Regions from separate parts of the Mus musculus genome. Here all the other regions are linked to region 3. A link is a loop called in an ENCODE intact Hi-C map of the cell type or tissue named here. Cell type or tissue: gastrocnemius. All regions are shown on one strand.

Region 1 (8,000 bases), 180 kb before region 3:
TCAGCTTTTGGTCTAAATATTCTATTTCTAATGATAGTGGAATATTGGACCATCTCACTGTTGTTTTGTCTGGCATGCCTGTTCTTTTCCTTTCAGAAGTGTTTGTATCATACAACTTGGCTACAATCTTTTACGCATTGATTGAATGCTTTTAATGTCTTCCCGAAGGATTATCCCTTTGTTAGGATGCAGAGGCCATCTTTATCTCTTCTAGCTACCCCAGGTTGATTTTTGGTTTTATTTTCTTAGAATATCATTTTTCACTACTTATTTTTGGTCTTTTTGTCAGTGAGTTTGTATACTTATTTGCATGTTATTTCTGTGTGTGTGAGAGAGAGACAGAGACAGACACAGACACAGACACAGAGAGACAGAGATACAGAGAGACACAGAGAGACAGAGACAGAGAGACACAGAGAGACAGAGATACAGAGAGACAGAGACAGAGACACAGAGAGAGACAGAGAGAGACACAGAGAGAGAGACAGAGACAGAGACATAGAGAGACAGAGACACAGAGAGACAGAGAGACAGAGAGAGATAGTGTGTGTGTTGTCTCTTTTTATCAACTGTGTAGATCCTAGAGATTGAATTTGAATTATCAAGCTTACCCTGTGAGCCATCTCACTGCTCAGCTAAGATTTGTTTCCTATAGGCATCCAGTAGTTGGGTTTTGCATTTTAATCCAGTTGGCTACTCTGCTTCTTCTAATTTAAAAATAAAGAGTATTTATATTTAGTGTTATTCTCAAGAACTATCTATAACCCTTGAGCTTTTGTTGCTTTTTAAAAATTTCCTGGTTGGTGTGTGTGTGTGTGTGTGTGTATTATTTATTGCATCTGAGTGTATGTATGTGTACCATATGCGTGCGTGAACCCATGCAAAGAAGAGGTTGTTGGATTCCCTAGAACTGGAATTGTAGCTAATGCGAGCTTCCAAGTGGGTACTAGAAACTGAACCTGAGTCCTCTGCAAGAGCAAGTACTTTTAATTACCACCTCTCCAACTCCACATTGAGATACTTTAAGCCTTATCTTTTTTTTTTCAGTTTCCAAACTAGAATAATTGAAAAGTTTTTTTATTAGATATTTTCATTATTTACATTTCAAATGTGATCCCATTTCCTAGTTCCCCCCCAAAAAAATCCCTTACCCCCTCCACCCTCCCCCTGCTCCCTAACTCACCCACTCCCATTCCTGGTGCTGGCATTTCCCTATAGTGGGGCATAGAGCATTCACAGGACCAAGGGCCTCTCCTCCCATTGATGACCTACTAGGCCAACCTCTGCTACATATACAGCTAGAGTCACAAGTTCCACCATGTGTTTTCTTTGATTGGTGGTATAGTTCCAAGGAGCTCTGGGGGTACTGGTTAATTTATATTGATGTTCCTCCTATGGGGTTTCAGACCCCTTCAGCTCCCCGGGTACTTTCTGTAGCTCCTTCATTGGGGACCTAGTGCTCCATCCAATGGATGATTGTAAGCATCCACTTCTGTATTTGGCAGGCACTGACAGAGCCTCTCAGGAGAAAACTATATCAGGCTCCTGTCAGCAGGCTCTTGTTGGCATCTGCCTAGAATTTGGGTTTGGTGGTTGTTTATGGGATGGATCCCCAAGTGAGGCAGTCTGTGGATTCTTTTTCCTTCAGGCTCTGCTCTGAAATTTGTCTCTGTAAGTTACAGAGACATGGGTATTTTGTTCCCCCTTCTAAAGAGGATTCTGAGCTTCTGGGCTAATATCCACTTATCAGTGAGTGCGTATCATGTGTGTTCTTTTTGTAATAGGGTTACCTCATTCAAGATGATATCCTCCAGATCCATCCATTTGTCTAAGAATTTCATAAATTCATTGTTTTTAATAGCTGCTGCATAGTACTCCATTGTGTAAATGTACCACATTTTCTGTATCAATTCCTGTTTAGGGACATCTGGCATATTTCCAGCTTCTGGCTATTATAAATAAGGCTGCTATGAATATAGAGGAGCATGTGTTCTTATTACATGTTGGAGCATCTTCTGGGTATATGCTCAGGAATAGTATTGCTGGATATTCCAGTAGAACTATGTCCAATTTTCTGAGGAACCGCCAAACTTATTTCCAGATTGGTTGTACCAGCTTGCAGTCCCAGCAGCAATGAAGGTGTGTTCCTCTTTCTCCACATCCTTGCCAGCATCTGCTGTCACCTGAGTTTTTTAACTTAGCCATTCTGACTGGTGTGAGGTGGAATCTCACGGTTGCTTTGATTTGCATTTCCCTGATGATTAAGGATGTTGAAGATTTTTTTAAAGTGCTTCTCAGCCATTCAGTATTCCTCAGTTGAGAATTCTTTGTTTAGCTCTGTACCCCATTTTTTAAATAGGGTTATTTAGTTTTTTGAGTCCAGCTTCCTGAGTTCTTTGATATTAGCCCCCTATCAGATTTAGGATTGGTAAATATCTTTTCTCAATCTGTTGGTTTCCTTTTGGTCTTATTGACAATGTCCTTTGCCTTACAGAAGCTTTGCAATTTTATGAGGTCCCATTTGTTGATTCCTGATCTTACAGCATAAAACATTGGTGTTCTGTTCAGGAATTTTTTCCCCTGTGCCCATATCTTTGAGGCTTTCCCCACTTTCTCCTCTATAAGTTTCAGTGTCTCTGGTTTTATGTGGAGTTCTTTGATCCACTTAGACTTGAGATTGTGCAAGGAGATAAGAATGGATCAATTTGCATTCTTCTACATGTTCATAGCCAGTTGAGCCAGCACCATTTGTTGAAGATGCTGTCTTCTTTCCACTGGATGGTTTTAGCTCTCTTGTCAAAGATCAAGTGACCATAGGTGTGTGGGTTCATTTCTGGGTCTTCAATTCTATTCCATTGATCTATCTGTCTGTCTCTGTACCAGTACCATGCAGTTTTTATCACAATTGCTCTGTAGTACAGCTTGAGGTCAGGCATGGTGATTCCATCAGAGGTTCTTTTATTGTTGAGAATAGTTTTTGCTATCCTAGGTTTTTTGTTATTCCAGATGAATTTGCAAATTGCCCTTTCTAACTCTGTGAAGAATTGAGTTAGAATTTTGATGGGGATTACATTGAATCTGTAGATTGCTTTTGGCAAGATAGCCATTTTGACTATATTGATTCTGCCAATCCATGAGCATGGGAGATCTTTCCATCTTCTGAGATCTTCATTGATTTATTTCTTCAGAGACTTGAAATTCTTGTCATATAGATATTTCACTTCCTTAGTTTGAGTCACACCAAGGTATTTTATACTATTTGTTACTATTTTGAAAGGTGTTGTTTCCCTAATTTCTTTCTCAGCCTGTTTATCCTTTATGTAGAGAAAGGCCATTGACTTGTTTGAGTTAATTTTATATCCAGCTACTTCACTGAAGCTGTTTATCAGGTTTAGGAGTTCTCTGGTGGAATTTTTGGGGTCACTTATATATACTATCATATCATCTGCAAATAGTGATATTGTGACTACTTCCTTTCCAATTTGTATTGCTTTGATCTCCTTTTGTTCTTTAATTGCTCTGGCTAGACTTCAAGTACTATATTGAATATGTAGGGAAAAAGTGGGCAGCCTTGTCTAGTCTCTGATTTTAGTGGGATTGCTTCCAGTTTTTCACCATTTAGTTTGATATTGGCTACTGGTTTGCTGTATATTGCTTTTATTATGTTTAGGTATGGGCCTTGAATTCCTGATCTTTCCAAGACTTTTATCATGAAGTGGTGTTGGACTTTGTCAAGTGCTTTCTCAGCATCTAACAAGATGATCATGTGGTTTTTGTCTTTGAGTTTGTTTATATAATGGATTAAGTTGATGGATTTCCATATATTAAACCATCCTTGCATCCCTGGGATGAAGCCTACTTGATCATGATGGATGATCATTTTGATGTGTTCTTGGATTCAGTTTGCGAGAATTTTATTGAGTATTTTTGCATTGATATCCATAAGGGAAATTGTTCTGAAGTTCTCTTTCTTTGTTGGGTCTTTGTGTCATTTAGGTATCAGAGTAATTGTGGCTTCATAGAATGACTTAGGTAGAGTACCTTCTGTTTCTATTTTGTGAAATAGTTAGAGGAGAATTGAAATTAGGTCTTCTTTGAAGGTCTGATAGAACTCTGCACTAAACTCACCTGGTCCTGGGCTTTTTTGGTTGGGAGACTATTAATGACTGTTTCTATTTCTTTAGGGGATATGAGACTGTTTTGATCGTTAGTCTGATCCTGATTTAACCTTGGTACCTGGTATCTGTCTAGAAAATTGTCCATTTCATCCAGGTTTTCCAGTTTTGTTGAGTATAGGCTTTGTAGTAGGATCTGATGATTTTTGGATTTCCTCAGATTCTGTTGTTATATCTCCCTTTTCATTTCTGATTTTGTTAATTAGGATACTGTCCCTGTGACGTCTAGTTAGTCTGGCTAGGGGCTTATCTATCTTGTTGACTTTCTGAAAGAACCAGCTCCTGGTTTGGTTGATTCTTTGTATTGTTCTCTTTTGTTTCCTCTTGGTTAAATTCAGCCCTGAGTTAGATTGTTTCCTGCCCTCTACTCCTCTTGGGTGAATTTGCCTCCTTTTGTTCTAGAGCTTTTAGGTGTGCTGTCAGCTGTTAGTGTGTGCTCTCTCTACTTTCTTTTTGGAGGCACTCAGTGCTATGAGTTTCCCTCTTAGGACTGCCTTCATTGTGTCTCATAAGTTTGGGTATGTTGTGACTTCATTTTCATTAAACTCTAAAATGTCTTTAATTTCTTTCTTTATCTCTTCCTTGACCAAGGTATCATTGAGTAGAGTGTTGTTCAGCTTCCACTTGTGTGTGGGTTTTCTATTATTTATGTTGTTATTTAAGATCAGTCTTAGTCCATGACAATCTGATAGGGTGGATGGGATTATTTCAATATTTTTGTATCTGCTAAGGCCTGTTTGCTGACCGATTATATGGTCAGTTATGATGTGCTGAGAAGAAGGCATATCCTTTTGTTTTAGGATGAAATGTTCTATAGATATCTTTTAAATCCATTTGTTTCATAACTTCTGTTAGTTTCACTGTGTCTCTGTTTAGTTTCTTTTTCCAGGATCTGTCCATTGATGAGAGTGGATGTTGAAGTCTCCCACTATTATTGTGTCAGGTGTAATGTGTGCTTCGAATTTTAGCAAAGTTTCTTTAATGAATGTGAATGCCCTTGCATTTGGAGCATAGATTTCAGAATTGAGATTTCATCTTGGTAAATTTTACCTTTGATAAGTAAGAAGTGTCCCTCCTTATCTTTTTTGAGAACTTTAAGTTGAAAGTCAATTTTATTCGATATTAGAATGGCTATTCCAGCTTGGTTCTTGGGACCATTTGCTTGGAAAATTGTTATCCAGCCTTTTTCTCTAAGGTAGTCTCTGTATTTGTCCCTGGGTCAGTTTCCTGTATGCAGCAAAAAGTTGGGTTCTGTTTACTTAACCAGTCTGTTAGTCTATGTCTTTTTATTGGGGAATTGAGCCCATTGATATTAAGAGATATTAAGGAAAACTCGTTGTTGCTTCTTATTATTTTTGTTGCTAGAGTTGGAATTTTGTTCATGTTGCTATCTTCTCTAGGTTTGTTGAAAGATTACTCTCTTGCTTTTTCTTGAGCTTAGTTTTCCTCATTGTGTTGAAGTTTTCCCTGTATTAACCTTTTTAAAGGGCTGGATTTGTAGAAAGATATTGTGTGAATCTGGTCTTGTCATGGAATACCTTAGTTTCTCCATCTATAGTAAGTTGGAGTTTTGTTGGGTATAGGAGCCTGGGCTGGCATTTGTGTTCTTTTAGGGTCTGTATGACATCTGCCCAGGATCTTCTGGCTTCTATAGTCTCTGGGGGAGATGTCAGGTGTAATTCTTATTGGTCTAACTTTATATGTTACTTGACATTTTTCCCTTACTGCTTTTAATATTCTTTCTTTGTTTTGTGCATTAAGTATTTTGATTATTATGTATGGGAGGAATTTATTTTCTGCTCCAAACTATTGGGAGTTCTGTAGGCTTTTTGTATGTTCATGAGCATCTCTTTATTTAAGTTGGAGAAGTTTTTTTTTTTTTCTATAATTTTGTTGAAGATATTTACTGGCCCTTAAAGTTGGAAATCTTCCTTTTTGTCTATACCTATTATCCTTAGGTTTGGTTTTCTCATTATGTCCTGGATTTCCTGGATGTTTTGGGTTAGGAACTTTTGCACTTTGCATTTTCTTTGATAGTTGTGTCAATGTTTTCTATGGTGTTTTCTGCACCTGAGATTCTCTCTTCTATCTCTTGTATTCTGTTAGTTATGCTTGCATCCTTGACTCCTGACATTTTTCTAGGTTTTCTATTTTCAGAGCGGTCTCCCTTTCTGATTTCTTTTCTGTTTCTACTTCCATTTTTAGATCCTGGATGGTTTTATTCAATTCTTTCACCTGACTGGATGCATTTTCCTGTATTTCTTTAAAGGAGCTATTTATTTCCTTCTTAAAGTCCTCCATCATTATCATAAGAAGTGGCTTTAGATCCTTATCTTGCTTTTCTGCTGTGATGGTGTATCCAGGACTTGCTAAGGTGGAAGAGTTTGATTCTGATGATGCCAAGTAACCTTGGTTTCTGTTGCTTCTGTTCTTATGCTTGGTTTCTGCCATCTGATTATTTCAAATGCTTGTTGCCCTAAATATATCTGATTGGAGCCTGTCCTTCCTGTAATCCTGGTTGATTCTGAACTCTTCAGAGTCTAGCTTTATCTGTGATCCTGTGATTCGGGATCCTGTGAACCTGAGATTCAGGGTGTGTCAGAGGTATTGGCAGTCAAGCTTCCTCTGAGACCCTGATATCCTGGTGTGACCAAGCTCCTGGTATCCTGGCATCCTAAGATCCTGGGCGTGTTACAGTGCCTAGAAGTGGTGTCTCCTCTGGGGTCCGTGGGGCTGTCTGGTGTGTTTGAAACCAAGGTATACCAGCACCGACCAGAAATGAAGCCGCTGGTCATGCAGGGCTCCTGTGTCCTTGCTCCTGCTGTCACGGGCCCCCCACGATTTTTTTGGAACAGATGTTGTGTTCTACTCACCAGTGATCCCAAGATCCTGGGCATGCCAGGGCATTTGCAGTGTGGAGAGTCAGTCCTCTGGGGACCTTGGGACTGTCTGCAACCAAGGTGCCCTGGAGCTGGCACCTGGGCCTTTTTTTCTTCTTTATATTAGAGATTTTGATGTTCATGATGTTGATAATATTTGGTTCTTTTCTAATTTTTACATGTTCAAATGTCAAGAATATAAAACAAACAAATAAAACATCAAAAGTTAGAAGAAGGAACCAAGCTATTTTCAAGGGCAAATTTACTGTCATTGTATCAGTCCTTTCAGCAGAAACTTTAAAAGACAGGAAAACATGTAACACTATGTTGAAAGTCTTTAAAGTAAATAACTGCCAAATAAAGTTGATATATCTAATTAAATTATCCTTTTGGATTAATGGAGAAACATGGATCCCTGTTTTGCTTCATTGCTGGAGGTGCTAGGCTACATTCCATCTCTGCAGCCAGAGTTGCCCGGTTCATGGAAGATATCGGCTCAGGTGTGGCAGAACACAGCCTAAGATAGGGGCCCCAGCCCGGGTGAGAAATGACACAGGCTGGGGCCAAAGCTGGGCTTTCCAAATTCCGGGACACACAGATGCTGCTGGGATCCACTAGGAGTCAGGAACAGAGCCAGGGGGCTGGGGGATGGGGGGAGGGGAGGGAGAATCCCGCTTAGCTCAAAGGTGAAGGACCTTCTTCTAGAGACTTAGGCAGCACAGCTCTGTATGATGAAGGCTTCATCCCACAATGGTTCTTGATGAGAGAAACAGTCCTTGCTTGTCCAAACTGTTTATTTATAGTGAAAAAAATGAATGCATACCACTTACTCAGCGTGGACCAGAGATTAAAGATCTTTTGCAGGAAGGAATGCCCAAGAAGGGAAACTTATTGGCTAAATCTTCAGGGCCCATCTAGACACCTCATTAGCATGGAGAACTCTGTG
Region 2 (8,000 bases), 470 kb before region 3:
TGCCATGAATTTACAAAAATCAGCTCAACTCATTTAAAAATGGATGCGTTGCTGCAAGGTCGAGGGCAGGGGTGGCAGGCACGGTCCCCAGGGAGGGCACCCTGGGAGCTGAAGGTCTTTCTCTTGTACCTGATTCACAAGGAAGAGGCAGCTTCCCATTGCAGTGACCATTTACTAAGTCAGGTCTTTGAACAGCAGGACTGGAGTTTAATTTTTTCCCACAGATTAGTAAGCCACTAGAGTACTGTGGTATTGAAGACAGACAGAGAGGCACCTTGTGGTAAATTCTAATTTCCCAAATAAATGGGTGGTCCAATTTGAGAAGAGAGAGAGAGAGAGAGAGAGAGAGAGAGAGAGAGAAAGAGAGAGAGAGAGAGAGAGAAGAGGAGAGAGGAGAGAGAGAGGAGAGAGGGAGGAGAGAGGGAGGAGAGAGGGAGGAGAGAGGAGAGAGGAGAGTAGAGAGAGGAAGGAGAGAGGAGAGAGGAGAGAAGAGAGAGGAGAGAGGAGAGAGAAAGGAGAGAGGGAGGAGAGAGGAGAGAGGAGAGAGAGAGGAGAGAGGAGAGAGGAAGGAGAGAGGGAGGAGAGAGGAGAGAGGAGAGAGAAAGAGAGAGAGGGAGAGAGATCTTTCACTGTTAAAAGCAGCACACTAGAGAGCCACATAAACAGACTTTCAAAACAGGGCATAGCATGGAAAAATAGGAAGAGCCCATTATGGCATTATTTGCCTTTAAATCACTGCATATAAAGCACTGTATGTTTCGTTAGGGTGTGTATGAATCAGGATAGATACCCAAGAATAAGGATAAATATAAGTACAGAACAAGGGACAGTGCTTGCCTAGAAGAGAGTTATAGCAGGCAGAACTAGAAAGAATGACACTCTCCATCTCTAGACTGGCAATCAGAAAGAAAGAAAACACGTACTTGGGTTTATCCTGGTAGAAAATGTCTTCAGATTACATAACAAATTAATAAAAGATTTATCATGGGAAGGGTCTCTAAGGTGACAGACATAGATTAGGTTAGTAAAGTCTTTTCTAAAGTGATACATAGAGTTATTAGGGCTTTAGTCAAAAGCTATTTCAAAGGCTGGAAGGATTGCTCAGTGGTTAAGAGTGTGGACTGCTCCTCCAGAGGACCTGAGTTTGGGTCACAATCACCATACCAGAGGGCTCACAGCTATCTGTAACTCCTACACCAGGAGATCTGACACCTTCTTCTGGTGTCCTGTGGCTACCTGTCCACAAGCATACATGCTTACCACACACATACATAAATTAAAAGTAAATCTTATTTTTAAAAGTTACATTATAATGCTAGAAGGATGCATCTGTATTTGGGCAATATATATAAATAGGTGTCGAAAGAAAATCCAAGGCAGAAAGTCCAATTATCAACCAGAGAATGCTGGGGCTGTTTACTCTATCTGAGCTTCCCAGCAGGGTTTATTGAAATAAGCTTACAGATTATTTCCTTCTTAATTGGGAGGAGAGAATTAGAAAAGCAAACTGGATAAAGAAACAAGAACTAACTATGTACTATTTACAGCCGACACCTCTGAGTATCAGAAAGGAGAGCGGTAGAGGCAGACGGATGAGAAAAGCAGTAACAGACAAGCAAGCAGGTGAAAGCTATTATGGCTATATTAATACAATGTATCACCAAAGGAGCTTTCAAAACAGAGATCACAAGAAAATCACTGATACTTTATAATGAGAAAGAAGGTCAATCCATCAGGCAGAAGTACCGAGTCTGAATGTATGTGCACCCAGAACATAGATTCAAAGAACTTGAAAGCACGAACTGGAGCCATAAAAGGAGGAAGAATTAATGCCCGCAGTCAGAACGTGACTATTCATTTTGTCTTGATAGAGGAAACAAACCAGGAGGGATAATGGAACATCTGAGCATCACTCAGCCTCACATACACAGAACACTGCATCTAAAGATACACAGTGTATGTTCCTCTAAGTGTACGTAGAACACATAGCATGCTGGGATATAGCTCAAATATGATATTCAACTGAGTACAAGTAGCTAGGACTCACACACCACAGATCAGCTGCAGAGCAAAAGCAAGAGCAAACACATCATTGTTTAGATGTTAACAAACTTTGAGTTACTTAGTAAAATTAAGAAAACCTGTATGAGTAACTTAGAAGAAATGAAAGGCTATTTTGAAGAGAGAAATATGGAGACAGCATTATAGTGTATAGACACATTGGTAATGTATATATGTAGTATATATGATATATGAATATATTTCTAATGTACATATGTGAACATATATGTATACACACACATAGTGTGTGTGTGTGTGTGTGTGTGCATAATGGCACATCAGAAGCTGCCTTTGGGTGGCATCATGAATGAGAAGAATCAAGATAACTATGATAGACTATTCCCAAAGGGAAGGATGTGACTCCCACAACGAAAGATGTGACTAGACAAACTGAAGAGCCTTGTGAAGCAAAAGCCAGCTATAGAAACCGGAAGCAGCCTACCCACTAACACCAGTTCCCTTTTGAAAGAAAGAAAGCTAATGCCACGCCCACACAGCAAGCCAGGAGACCCCAGTACAAAGAGAATTGGGAGTCTGAGGTACTGGAAAAAGCCTCAGATAAGCCCAGTTGGGGGCTTCAGTGTGACTTCATGCCTCCTATGTCCAAGTCAGTTTAGGAGAAGCAATCCTTCTCATCGCGTTCCACACCTCAGCGAGCTTTATCCCGCGGACATCTTGACGGGGAACTTTATGAACTTCTCTGGAATCCTAAAAACAAGGACAACTAACAAGTTAGACAACCTGGGGGTAGCCTGATATAGTCTCTGGGTGGAAGATGGCCCCACAAAATGTCTGTGGAGAGGGAGAAGGTGGGACATGGACATGTTGAGAAATCCAGCCTTAAGGGGGACTCTGGTTGTAAGCAGCAAGGTGGTTTGGTGGCTCTGCCTTATATGGCAAGGAGCAAACTGTATCACCTGGGGAGATGGAGGGCCTGGAGGCGTGCTCTGGTTGGCTACAGGATCTGGAGCTGCCTCTCTGCCACATGGTCTTCAGCAGGACAGAAAATTCTGAAGCTCAGTTAAGGTAGAACTCCGCCTCCATGTCTTCCCCACACCACAGCGAGCTCAGTACTGGGCAGGACCGCGAACCCATGGGGATGGGGGCTGTTTCCTCCCCTTCCTGTAATCACACTTGAGAGACACTCAGACTTTCAGGTTAACAGGTTCTATCGGTATGGTTCTCAATATCATGATCAAATATCTGACTAAAAGCAACTTCAGGGAGGAGGAAGGGTTTATTTGACTCAGCTGGAGAGTGTGGGTCCATTGGACGGCCTCTCACAACGCAGTCGGGTCACCCACACTCAGGATTTTGTCCCCTAAGTTAAGCACATCTGGAAGTACCCTCAATGACATGCCCAGAGGTGTGTCTCCTGGGCAACTCAAAACCAATCACATGAAGTTGACAATGAAGTTCACAATAGGGGAAGTCTCCAGAGCGAGCAAGTCCCTGGCTGGCCAGCAGAGGGTGCTGGTGCACAAGAAGGAGGTTCTTAAGGGGCCTGTAGTCTCAGGGGACAACTGATCCAGATGGACCAGCCTCAACAGTGGGAAAAACAAGAAACTCCAAACCCGTTGTTCCCTCTGCCCAGCAAACTTCAGTTTTAGAGGACCCAGAAAGAACTGATCCATACATTCCCCTTAAATTTCTTATTTATCCTTTATGTTTGTTTTATTGTATGCTTAGTGTGCTTTTAAATTTATTTTTTAAAAAGCTTTTATTTTGTTTCCTATTATTCATCTGTAACCATTTTTTAATATATTTCATTTTTATTGTGCAATCAGATTTATGCCACCTTTGGCCATTCGTTCTCTCAATTTCAAATATTTTTCAATTTAATTTTTAAAAATTTAATTTTGTGTCTGTCTTCCCATTCATTTATTGCAGTCATTATTTTAGTTTTTACTCTAAATTATACTTTCATTTATAACATTATTATTTTTATTTTATTTTAAGGTCACTGATGATGAAAGTAATCTCCAATTTTAATAGATTTAATATATTTCTATCTCAGGTTGGGCTTGGTGACATTGCTCTTATGACCTTTCCCCTCTGTGAGTATTACTGAAGATTGAGCCCTCAAGAAAAAGAGGCTAATTAGCAGAAGATTCCCATATTTTGATGTTTATATATGCTCAGCCCAGGGAGTGGCACTATTAGTAGGTGTGGCCCCATTGGAGTAGGTGTGGCCTTGTTGGAGTAGGCGTGTCACTGTGGGAGTGGGCTTTAAGAACCTCATCCTGGCTGCCTGGAAGTCAGTATTCTGTTAGCAGCCTTCAGATGAAGATGTAGAACTCTCAGCTGCACCTGCACCATGCCTGACTGGAAGCTGCCATGTTCCCACCTTGATGATAATGGACTGAACCTCTGAACCTGCAAGCCAGCCCCAACTAAATGTATTCCTTTATAAGACTTGCCTTAGTTCTGGTGTCTGTTCATAGCAGTAAAACCTCAACTAAGAGACATATAAAACTAGGAGAAACATCCAACACATGAACCAATTGCAACATTGAAATATAAGAGACACGAACAGACAATGTGATGTGACTCCTCCAAAAACCAACAACTACTCAGCAACTGAAACCAAAGATACTTAATGCCAGAAATAGAACTCAAAAGCTTAGGAGTCAAAATGATTGATGATTTCAGAGAGACACAAGCAAGCAGGTGAATGGAAGAAAAATACAATAGATACAAGTAAAATATAGAGAAACATTAGAGAATACTTAAAAACCCTTTACAAGCCACTCAAAATTCTAGAAATTGTATGTGTTTATAACTATATATATATATATATATACATACATACATATATACATATATATATATATATATAAAATTTTCCAGCCACACGTGATCTATCAAAATTAAATCAAGATCTATATAATGAGCAAGGATGCTGAATAGGGTCTTTAGCAAGGGAAAGCTAAGGACAAGAACAAGCCATTGATTTCCACAGTGCCTCTAAAGAAGAAATACCATCAATGCACTTCAAACTTCTCAATCAAACAGAAAGAGAAGGAGTGCTAAGGAGCTCGTTGAATAAGCCAGCTTTATCCCGATACTAAAACCAGACAAAGACACAAGAAAATCGTACAGGTCACTTACCACAATCAAATTGATTCCATTCTAGGCATGCAAGAATCCAATTAAAAAACAGCATATAAATGGCCAGGGCCAGAAAGCATATTTTCTTAGCAAGTGCAGAAAAGGCCTCTAATACAGTTCAATATCTCTTCATCATAAAATTCCTAAAGGGAGTTAGTTAAACCATAAAGACTATACCTCAACACAATGGAGACTTCATGTAATGGACTTATAACCTACATTATACATGGTTACTATTATTATTATATTATACATTATAGGACATTAGTGAAAACTGAAAGGACTTACTCCAACATTAGGAATGAGACAGCAGTGTCTACCATCTGCAGTCTTGCTCTATATGGTGCTTAAAAAAAGATCCAGTCATCAAATGGACAAATAAATGGAACAAGCAGGTTTCAGAAGACAGCATACAAGTGGGCAAAAGTATAGGAAAGTCACTGTCATTAGCCACCAGGGAAATGCAAATTAAAACTACATTGAGTTTCCACCAGAGTGGCTGTCATCAAGGCAAAGGACAGCAAATGATGGCAAAGAAGTGCAGGAAAGGAATCACACACACTGCTGGTGGGAACATGGACCACTGTGTGCACTGTGGCAGTCACACTGCCGGTGGGAACATGGACCACTGTGTGCACTGTGGCAGTCACACTGCCGGTGGGAACATGGACCACTGTGTGCACTGTGGCAGTCACACTGCTGGTGGGAACATGGATCACTGTGTGCACTGTGGCAGTCACACTGCCGGTGGGAACATGGATCAATGTGTGGTCTGATGACATTTTCTGGCCTCCATGGGTACTGCACACATGTAATGCATATATAAAGTTGGATGAAAGAACACATATGGAAAAAGAAGATAAACGCCATGTGATCTACTTGTACCACTCTTGAGTATGCACCCCGGGGACCATAAATCTGTATCCCACAGAACCTTCCCATCCATGTCCATCACACCAGCATTCACAAGATGTTCCATCAAGCCAGATGTCCATCAAAAGATGAGTGGATAAGGAAAGTGTGCTTTATATAAATAGAAATGTTTATAAATCTCAATGATGATTATAAGTCTGCTGCATGAAGCTTCCACTATATTGAGGTATAATCTTTCTGTTGCTAACTTCCTTTAGAAAACACACATGTTTTTATATGGGATATATACATATTATACATACTACATGTATTATATATGTGATATATGATATATCATATATTTTATTCAGTTATAAAGTGGACAAAATTTTGTCATCTGAAGGAAAATGGATGCGACTGCAGGTATTATGAGATCCAAGCCAGAGTCCAAAAACCAAATGATATCTATGAGGATTTTCTTTCATTTGTAGAATGGAGATATTAAAATATATACATAAAAGACATAAAATTAGAAGGAACTATTTTGAGGGCAAATAAAAGAGAGAGAGAGAAATACAGGGTAATTTTAGGAGAGAATATTAGCCATGCACATGCTATGTCTGTGCAAAGACATCATTATAACACATCATATTCTATTTTTTAAAAGTAGATTTAAAACTTAAATAGTGTGTAATGCTGCTGAAATGTGCCTATAAAATACACACACACACACACACACACACACACACACATATATATGATACATATGTACATATATGTATATATATAATAAAAAATAAAAAACAATCTTAAAAACAAAAGAAAAAAGATATTTAAAAAAACCTAAAAATTGAAAAGCAAATTAAACTAAAAACAAAGAAAAATAAAGAATACCAACAAATTAGATAATAAAGACAAAAACCATGTGAGAAACCTTGCATGTGAATGTGACCACCAGTATTCAATTCTCAGCTCCTCACTTCTTCTAGGGAGTGGTCTGAGGCAAGTGACCAAGGGCCTCCAAGGCACGGGTCACTGGGCCTTTGGGTGTGATGTCATGGCACCTCTGAGATTGTTTAGAGGATTAAAAGAGGTAGACTATGCAAAGCACTGGCTCCTGGTGCATAAACAACTTTTTGTGGCCCTTGTAATTAGCATTATTTGCCAGCATCAGTAGCACTCTGCTTAGCTACTGGGACCTGTTGCCAGCACAACAGGGAAGCCCTTTTCTGGTGGAGGGAGTAAGCAAGCAGGTTGAGTGAGCACTCACTTGTGGAAGTTGAAGGTCAATGGAGGGCAACAGCTATCATCCCTCATTATTCTCCACCTTATATTTTAAGTTGAAGTCTGTCATTGAATTAGGAGCTCCTTGACAGGGCTAGGGTGGCTGGCCAATGAACCCTAGCGATCCCGCTGCCTCTGTCCCTCTGCAGCTCTGGGGTTACAGATATGATACTCAGCTCTTATATAACAACAACCATATTTATCATATAATTGTAGTGTGTGTGCATGTATGTGTGTGTGTGTGTATGTGTGTGTGCTCGAAGGCATGAATGTGCCATGGGGTATATATGGTGATCACATGACATTTAGGAGTTGAGTTTTTTTCTTTCAGTACTGGCTCCAGGTATTAACTCAGGCCGTCAGGTTTAGACAGTAAACACTTTTTACCTGGTGAACCATCTCACTGGCTTGAAACCCTTTAAAAATGTTTAATAAAAAATATTGACATGCCGGGGCCTAGCAAACACAGAAGTGGATGCTCACAGTCAGCTATTGGATGGATCCCAGGGCTCCCAATAGAGGAGCTAGAGAAAGTACCCAAGGAGCAAAAGGGATCTGCAACCCTATAGGTGGAACAACAATATGAACTAACCAGTACCCTGGAGCTCTTGACTCTAGCTGCATATATGTCAAAAGATGGCCTAGTCGGCCATCACTGGAAAGAGAGGCCCATTGGACACGCAAACTTTATA
Region 3 (8,000 bases):
TCGTTGCTAGACTTCTCAGTATCTCTTCAAGATCCTCCAGTGTGTGCTTTCCACGTCTGTGCCCTTAAAGTCTGCAGCCTTTTTGCGGGCTTCAGCTCTGAATAAACAACTATCTGCTAACCTTCTGCTAATGGATATCCTCTGCCTATCATGTTTAAAAGCCTGAAGCCAAATTCATGCTCTTTTTACTTCTGTTCTTTTCATGTTTGTGATAGCCTTTCTATTCTGCCTTTTTAACTGGAAAATATGGCTATAGTCATCATCCAGTTCTTATTATCTCTCTGTCCTACAATTAGCCACTCATATAATTGAACCTATTGTAGATTAATGATTTTAAATTTTCACCCCTCCTTAGTTCCACCTTCTGAATTAGGAAGACTGGACTATCACGATAGCCTGTCAGCTAAAATCCCATCTTTGCATTCTTTTTTTTTTTAAATTAGGTATTTATTTCATTTACATTTCCAATGCTATACCAAAGTCCCCTATACCCTCCCCCACGACTCCCCCACCCACCCACTCCCACTTCTTGGCCCTGGCCTTCCCCTGTACTGAGGCATATAAAGTTTGCATGACCAATGGGCCTCTCTTTCCACTGATGGCCAACTAGGCCATCTTCTGATACATATGCAGCTAGAGACACAAGCTCTGGGGGTACTGGTTAGTTCATATTGTTGTTCCACCTATAGGGTTGCAGATCCCTTTAGCTCCTTGGTTACTTTCTCTAGCTCCTCCATTGGGGACCCTGTGATCCATCCAATAGCTGACTGTGAGCATCCACTTCTGTGTTTGCTAGGCCCCGGCATAGCCTCACAAGAGACAGCTATATCAGGGTCCTTTCAGCAAAATCTTGCTAGTATATGCAGTGGTGTCAGTGTTTGGAGGCTGATTATGGGATGAATCCCCGGATATGGCAGTCTCTAGATGGTCCATCCTTTCGTCTCAGCTCCAAACTGTGTATCTGTAACTCCTTCCATGGGTGTTTTGTTTCCAATTCTAAGAAGGGGCAAAGTGTCCACACTTTGGTCTTCGTTCTTCTTGAGTTTCATGTGTTTAGCAAATTGTATCTTATATCTTGGAGATGTTGATCTGTTTCTGTATGCTGACATTGCGGTAGGGGCTGAGGAGTAAAGGGAGTCCGAGTGGTCTCTTCTAGGAAAGCAGTGCCATGGGCAAGAAGCATAGGAACTTAATTCACCTGTGTGCGCTATGGTGAACATTAGACACATGGTCCAAAGGGAGCAGTGGTTTCCCTGGTTTGCAGGAGGTGAGTGAAAGCGGAGAAGGTGGTTTAGAGGCTAAGGGTTAGGGCTAGGGAGGGTTTCCCAGGTAGAGTGATGTCAAAAGGCTTTTTGTTTCAGGGTATACTACATGACCCAGACACTAAGATTTGTGCAATGCTCAGCTGCCTATTGATCATGGACATAAAGCAGATAGTAGACAGGAGGGTAGAATGTGGCTGGATAGTGAAGTGTTTAACAAAACAAGCCTGCTGAGTTCTATGGAGTTGGGATGTCAACTTCAGCTCCTACATTGGGTAAATACTAATGTCTGTGTAGACTCAAGAAACTAATGCTGAAGTTCATTGTCCACAATTTCATTGATCTTGCTTTATTTCTGGCTCTGGTATTGGAGTCCTGTAGCCAAAGTCTTTATAAGAAAAAACATGGTTCTATCTCACCTATATCATTTAATTATCTCTTACCTTTTTTAGAGATCAATAAGATTGTTAAATACATTACAATGTAAGATGTGCACAAACATGTTAGAAAATAATCTATGAATATGAACATTTCTTTTTTATTTTTAGCAAATCCTCCATAAATCTCCATGTCCAGACCTTTTGCTTGTTTGCTGTTTTAGTTTCGCTACTAGCAGTGATAAGGCATCTCCAGATGGGACCTGCCTTGGGTAATATCATGAGTGATAGATCATTTTCCCCCTAAGGAATATAATGGAAATAGATGGAACAGTCACCACTGAACTCAGGTGTGTGTGTGTGTGTGTGTGTGTGTGTGTGTGTGTGCGCGCGCGCGCGCGAGCGCAGCTCCTTAGTCCATTGAAGTACTTCACATGAGTGTAAGTGCAAGGTTGCTGTACCTCCTGTCTCAGGTGGAAATGGGTAGAATGTTCCCAGAATTGTAGAACAAGCTTTCATTGGTTTTGAAGTGTTCTTTTCCATTTTACAACTTATTGCTCACTTTGGCTCAAGAGTATCATGCAGACTCTCTGTAATCTGCCTCGAGATATGTAGTCATTGTATGATTTTAACCTCTGCCAGATATTCTTGACACGGGGTGTGTGGCGTATACTGATTGGTTTCTGAAGGTCCTCAGGCCTCCTGTGGTGGATGCTCATATTGAGTAAGATGTACATTTTAGCATTAGCTCCGTATCTGTTTATCAAAATTCAAGTGGATCTTTCAACCTGCTTGAATCAGATTCTTGATAAATCTGCTAACAACTAGGACATAAGTCATGGAATTTGCTCGAAAACTATTCAGAGTAAGAGCGGATGACACTATCGCAGAGTTCCTAATAAATACAGAAATTCATTTATGAATGTTAAAACTAAGGTCCAGGAAATTATAAATGATTTTCTCAAGGTCATTAGCACAAGGACTAATATAACTTAGATTTAATTGTCTATTACCTTACTTGGCGTGTTCTCTCTCACATTTTCATTTTCAACTTTAAGTTTTAAGTTAAAATACAATTACATCATTTCAACTTCCCTCTTGTCTTTCTGGCCTTCCCTGTGTCTCCTCTTTGCTCCCTCTCCCCCACAAATTCATGGCCTTATTTTTCTTTAATTATTATCGTTACATATATGCATAAATATATAAACACAACCTCAGGAGTCCATTTAGTGTTCCTTGTGTATATATAAAACTAGGATAAATTTGTACGTAGCACAAGGAAGCCGTTGTGCCACAAAATGACTTATGAGCAGAATGACAAGGATGGTAATAAAGACGATTCTAGAGGAAACTAAATATTGCATAATCCATAGGCCAACTGTTAGGAGTGTCAACCAATATAGAAGAAGCATACACTGTCACTTACCACTACTTCTTAGGCAGTGAGAACATTCGCTTTATGTCTAGAAAGCCTAGATAAGGTGAATGTTTTGGTGCGTTTTTGTCAACTTCATGAAAATGTAGGTACACTTACAAGGAGGGAATCTATTCTATTGGATTATCGGTTCTATTGGATTGGCCTGTGGGACATTTCCTTGATTGCTTCCTAGTGGTATAGAATGTCTCAGTCTGTTATGCGAGTTGGCATTCCTAGGTAGGTGGGACAAGGCTGTATCATAAAGGTAGCCCAACAAACCAGAGGAGCAGGGCAGTAAGCATCCAGCGGCTTCTGCTTCCAGCTCTCGTCTGGAGCTACAGCCTTGGTTTGCCCTGACGGTAGGTCACAAACTACAAGCCAAATAAAACCTTCCACTCACAAGTTGTTTTTTGCCTAGCATTTTATTAAAGCAAGACAAAGCAACGACTACTGATTTAAGTCAGAAACATTTAGTATGTCAGGCCATTTCAAACTGAATGTGAGTTTTTTTGTTTATTTGCTTAAATGAAATATTCTCGATATGATGGAGCCTCAATTTGTAGCCCACAGAATGGTTTTGATTTTTCTTCTGCAGGGCAGTCTTTTTCCTTATAGGCTGACTAAACAAAGATGCTTCAGTTAACCCAAGACAGCTTTGCTTTGTTCACAGCAAGCAGAGATTTTTATTTTATTTTATTTTATTTTATTTTATTTTATTTTATTTTATTTTATTTTATTTTATTTTATTTTATTTTATTTTATTTTATTTTATTTTTACATTTTTGTTTAAGCTTCTCATGTAGTCCAAACTGCATCCGTTATTTTGCCGATTTACAAAAGATTTTGGAACAATTTATTTTCTTAGAGAACCAAAGTGCCCTCTACTGTTTATTTTCGGTCATTACAGCCGAATATCTGGTAACATTTTAGATGCTCTTTAGAAATAAAAGCAATAACGAAAATATGTTTGAAGAAGCATTCCTGTCCTGTTTCAGTCATCAAAATGTGCTTTTGAAACCACCAGCCAGTATCTATATACTTAAAATAAGCCATGGAGTTGTACAAATAAGAAACCTTGTGAATTCAATTCAAATTGGGTCTAATATGTCAGTAACTTAAATGCTTCAAAGGTCACAGAACACGCATTGCCTCATCTGTCTTTATGTAATGTTATACCATCTTGGGGTGGGTGGATGGATATTTAAACCTTTTAAAAATAAAAGCCAGCGAAATACTTACAGCAGTAGGCACACTGATATTTTTGGGGTGGTTTGTACTTTAAGAGAAGCAGCCGGGCGTGGTGGCGCACGCCTTTAATCCCAGCAATTGGGAGGCAGAGGCAGGCGAATTTCTGAGTTCGAGGCCAGCCTGGTCTACAGAGTGAGTTCCAGGATAGCCAGGGCTATACAGAGAAACCCTGTCTCGAAAAACAAAAAATCAAAAAAGAAAAAAAGAAACAGCTTCCGTATAATTTGCCTCAAGTTATGGTGGAAATGTTTATAGGAACTAGAATTAAAAACCAAAAGAAACGTTCGAAATACTGATTTACTTTGGTAGCAAACAGTGTCCTTTGCAGAATCCCCAATGGAGATGAGCGCCATTAAAGAGACTGGGGATAGTTCTACCACTCAATACTTCACATAAGGATTCTTTTTTGAAAGAGCCAGGCATCTGTACCTGCTGACAGCGATGCAAACAACCCAAAAGAGAATGAAGTGGCTTTAGGAAAAGATTCATCTTAATTCTATTCAAATTACTTTCAGTCAATATTCCAGCGACATTGTTTTCCCAGTCCAGTATCCGGTCTCCTCAGCGCTGCGCTGGGGAGCCAGCCCACTGAGGTTATGCGGAAGTTGGGAGTGGAACTGCTCACAACTTCGCTCCCATTATGCGTCTCTTGTTACATATTCTCTCAGATGTGTGCACTGCGGGGTGTTTGTACTTGGGGATTATATACGGGATTTTTCGATGTGACAGCTAACTGCATCTTTAATAGTCACAGACAAAAGAAATGATGAAATTTCCTTGAAAATTACAATGTTAAATTTGGAGGCAGCTTCAGTGAGTTTTATTGGAGGTGATTATTTCCTGGGCATTTTGTGTGTGTGTGTGTGTGTGTGTGTGTGTGTGTGTGTGTGTAATGACTTCCAAGAAGCAGCCTACCGATAGTCCTAAAACTTTGTTCAATACCTTTTAGTTTGTTTAATAAGCTCTACATAAAACAATGGAAGTGCATACTTGTCCGTTTTCCTGTTTATAGAAATAACAGCTCTCCTACATAGTCTTTACTTGACTCAAATCACAAATTAACCTGAGGTCAAGATGAGGAGAGAGACGACTGAGCTGAATGCCTTCACTAAAATTACAAGAAATTTTGTCAAACTTGGAAAAAAAAGAGAAATAAAAGCAATAAACTTATTTCTAATAAACTGGATATTCATGATAAAGGAAACTTCTAACTCAAATTCTTCACGGTATTTACATGTCTTATAATTTGGTCACTAAATAAAACTCAACTATTTGCCTTAGTGATTTTCAACCGTGTATTTTATTTTCCAAATGCACACTACGGTGTTTGCAAACACTTTCAGCTTTTACCATTGGTTTCAATTCACCTTATTATGACCTGTTTTCTTCCCATGCTACTTAATTTATTTTTTAAAAAATGAAAAAAAAAACCCAGGTGTTTCCAATTTAAATTTCTGAAGACAAATTGTGAAGGGCCAATTAAGATTTTCTCAATACAATTCATTAAACGTATTGAAAAAATTTTTTTACAATGTCATGTGGTTCAAAAACTACAGAAAGGTGAGGACTGTGAGAATGGGAGATAGAGTCTTCCCAGGGACGAGCACACCAGCGCACCAACTGTCTCTCCAATTCCAAACCATATGCACACGTAACACTACAGACTGAGCAGGCTGCTCTTACACATTTAGGAACATGCATATATGCATATATGCATATACATATAGGGATATGTATGTATGTATGTATACAACAATGAATGAAAAAGGTCATGAATTTTAAAGAAGGAAGTGAGGGTAAATATTTTGGAGGGAAGAAGGGGAAATAATGTAATTATATTACAATCTCAAAAAAAGTTTCAAAAGTATGTCATGTGATTGACATTCTGAATAACTTGAAATAGTTTTACAAGGTTCCACATTGGTTTATTGTAAAGTTTATTGTTATTATTATTATTTACCAGTAATATTAGCTCCCTTTCTAAAGGATCCCGAGTTATCTCAGATTTCTTTGCTCTACACTGTACTAGCAGCACCTTGTGGGGAGTGAATCAATATTTCCTGGTCGTTACATTTCAGCCAGCTAACACTTAAAGGTCCGGGATTGGGAGAAAATAGTCTTGAGAAGGTCATAAATCTAATTAATTCGGGGGCATTTTCTCTTTCTCACTCTTTTTCATAGGACTCGCATCATTGCCAAGCCTTAAAAAAATTTTTTTTTTCCCTCTAGCTGTTGGGAGCTTTTTAGTTCGTCCACAAAGAGACGAGTCTTGGCTGCTGGCCTTTTTGGCATCTGTGAATATTTTCATAGACCTAGCCTGAACTTTCAGTCTGTTCCTGGAACTTCAGAAGTTGACAATAGAAACAGCGTCTGTCTATTTGTCTTTTGCACCCTTTGCTTTTAATCTCTTTCTTTCATACGCCACTTGAAAGTACCGTAAGAGGCAGCTTAGGGTCAGAGAAGAGAAGGAAACCTGCCTCCCCCTCCTTGGCTTTCTGAGTCTCTGTTTCCAACGTATCCAGGAAACCGGAAAGCAAACCCATTTGAACCGCTAGTGACAAAGAGCATCTGACAAGCCTGCTGTCAGAGAGCCTTCATCTTATAATGTGGTCACAGGAGCCTCTTTCCTTGTGCCAGTTACGCCGCAGAAGCAGCCATGACAGTTCACAGGCAAGAGGGGATGGCTTAGCAGTGCACAGAAGCAGCAGGAAGGTGTCTTCCAGAGAGCAGGGAGTTCACACATAGCAAAACCGCAGAACTCAAAATTCACCCTTGACGCCCGATCCTCCCAAGCCCAGGGGAAATGCTTTTAGGTCCTCTCTTCTGCCCCGCTGACTCTTCTCCAGGGGATGAAGCGCTGGCCACCTAGCTGCTGGGTGACTGCTTTGGGCTTTTGTTCCATAGTTCAATCCATCTGGATCAGAGTTTAGCCCCACGGAAAGGCATCAAGGCCACAGGCCTTGTGTGGCTGTAAATCTGGGTAACTCCCTTACAGGTAGGTTGCTCAGAGACCAGGACATGCTGTTCTTGCTACTGATCTAATCTATAGTCCTCACTCAAAGCCATTGGTAATCAAAACATCAGGTGGATAGCTGAGATGTCATCACACAAGGGTAATTTACTGTAACACAGTTTTTCGGATACATTTCCTTGTCCTGTTTCGTTTTTATTGTGACACAACCTAGTCGCCTGGGAGGAGGGAATATCAGTCAAAGAACTGTCTGGATCAGATTGGCCCATGCCCATGAGCGATGGCTTGGCGATTGATATAGAAAGGCCTGCCCACTGTGGTTGGCACCATCCTAGACTGAAGAGACTGTGCTGTGTCAGAAAGCTGAGCATGAGCCAGAAAGCCAGTCAGTAAGGGTCATCTCTCTACAGTTTCTCTTTCAGTTCGACCCCAGTTTCTGCCCTGACTTCCCTCAGTAATAGAATGTGACCTGGAAGTCTAAGTTGAAATCAACTCTGCCCTTCCAAAGCTGATTTTGGTCACTGTTTATCACAGCCACAAAAAGCAATCGAGAACAGTATTTCAGCTCTGTTTTCAACTTGGAAGGCAAGTCTCAGCACATCCACAGCACAGATCATCTTGAACTTTCCAGTGATCCACATTGGGTGTTTTCTCCAAGATGGGTAACTGTACTGGCTAGTTTTGTGTCAACTTGACACAGCTGGAGTTATCACAGAGAAAGGAGC

Evidence for each region. Hi-C counts contacts between places; a loop is a spot of excess contacts. Peaks named below come from ENCODE experiments on the same cell type or tissue, not always from the same donor. Only the 100,000 strongest peaks of a DNase experiment are listed, where the experiment ranks them.
Region 1: a loop joins it to region 3, with 8 times the contacts of the local background. A loop is called at or near these places in 26 of 42 quality-filtered maps.
Region 2: it touches region 3 in a loop (7-fold over the local background); 12 of 42 quality-filtered maps call a loop at or near these places.

The regions. Positions count from the first base shown.
Region 1 is chr1:23,499,144-23,507,143 of GRCm38, reverse strand. No RefSeq gene overlaps it. Among named protein-coding and RNA genes, the nearest start is that of Gm28822, 71 kb to the left of the region's middle. In gastrocnemius, no CTCF peak of the experiment used is centred here; no DNase peak of the experiment used is centred here.
Region 2 is chr1:23,788,479-23,796,478 of GRCm38, reverse strand. The region is part of intron 1 of B3gat2 (beta-1,3-glucuronyltransferase 2 (glucuronosyltransferase S)); the gene reads right to left. Among named protein-coding and RNA genes, the nearest start is that of B3gat2, 31 kb to the right of the region's middle. In gastrocnemius, a CTCF peak has its summit at 3,534 (motif pointing right); a DNase peak (open chromatin) is centred at 3,532.
Region 3 is chr1:23,320,373-23,328,372 of GRCm38, reverse strand. No RefSeq gene overlaps it. Among named protein-coding and RNA genes, the nearest start is that of Mir30c-2, 33 kb to the right of the region's middle. In gastrocnemius, a CTCF peak has its summit at 3,964 (motif pointing left); DNase peaks (open chromatin) are centred at 6,614, 6,886 and 7,583; H3K4me3 peaks cover 1,392 bases; H3K27ac peaks cover 1,481 bases.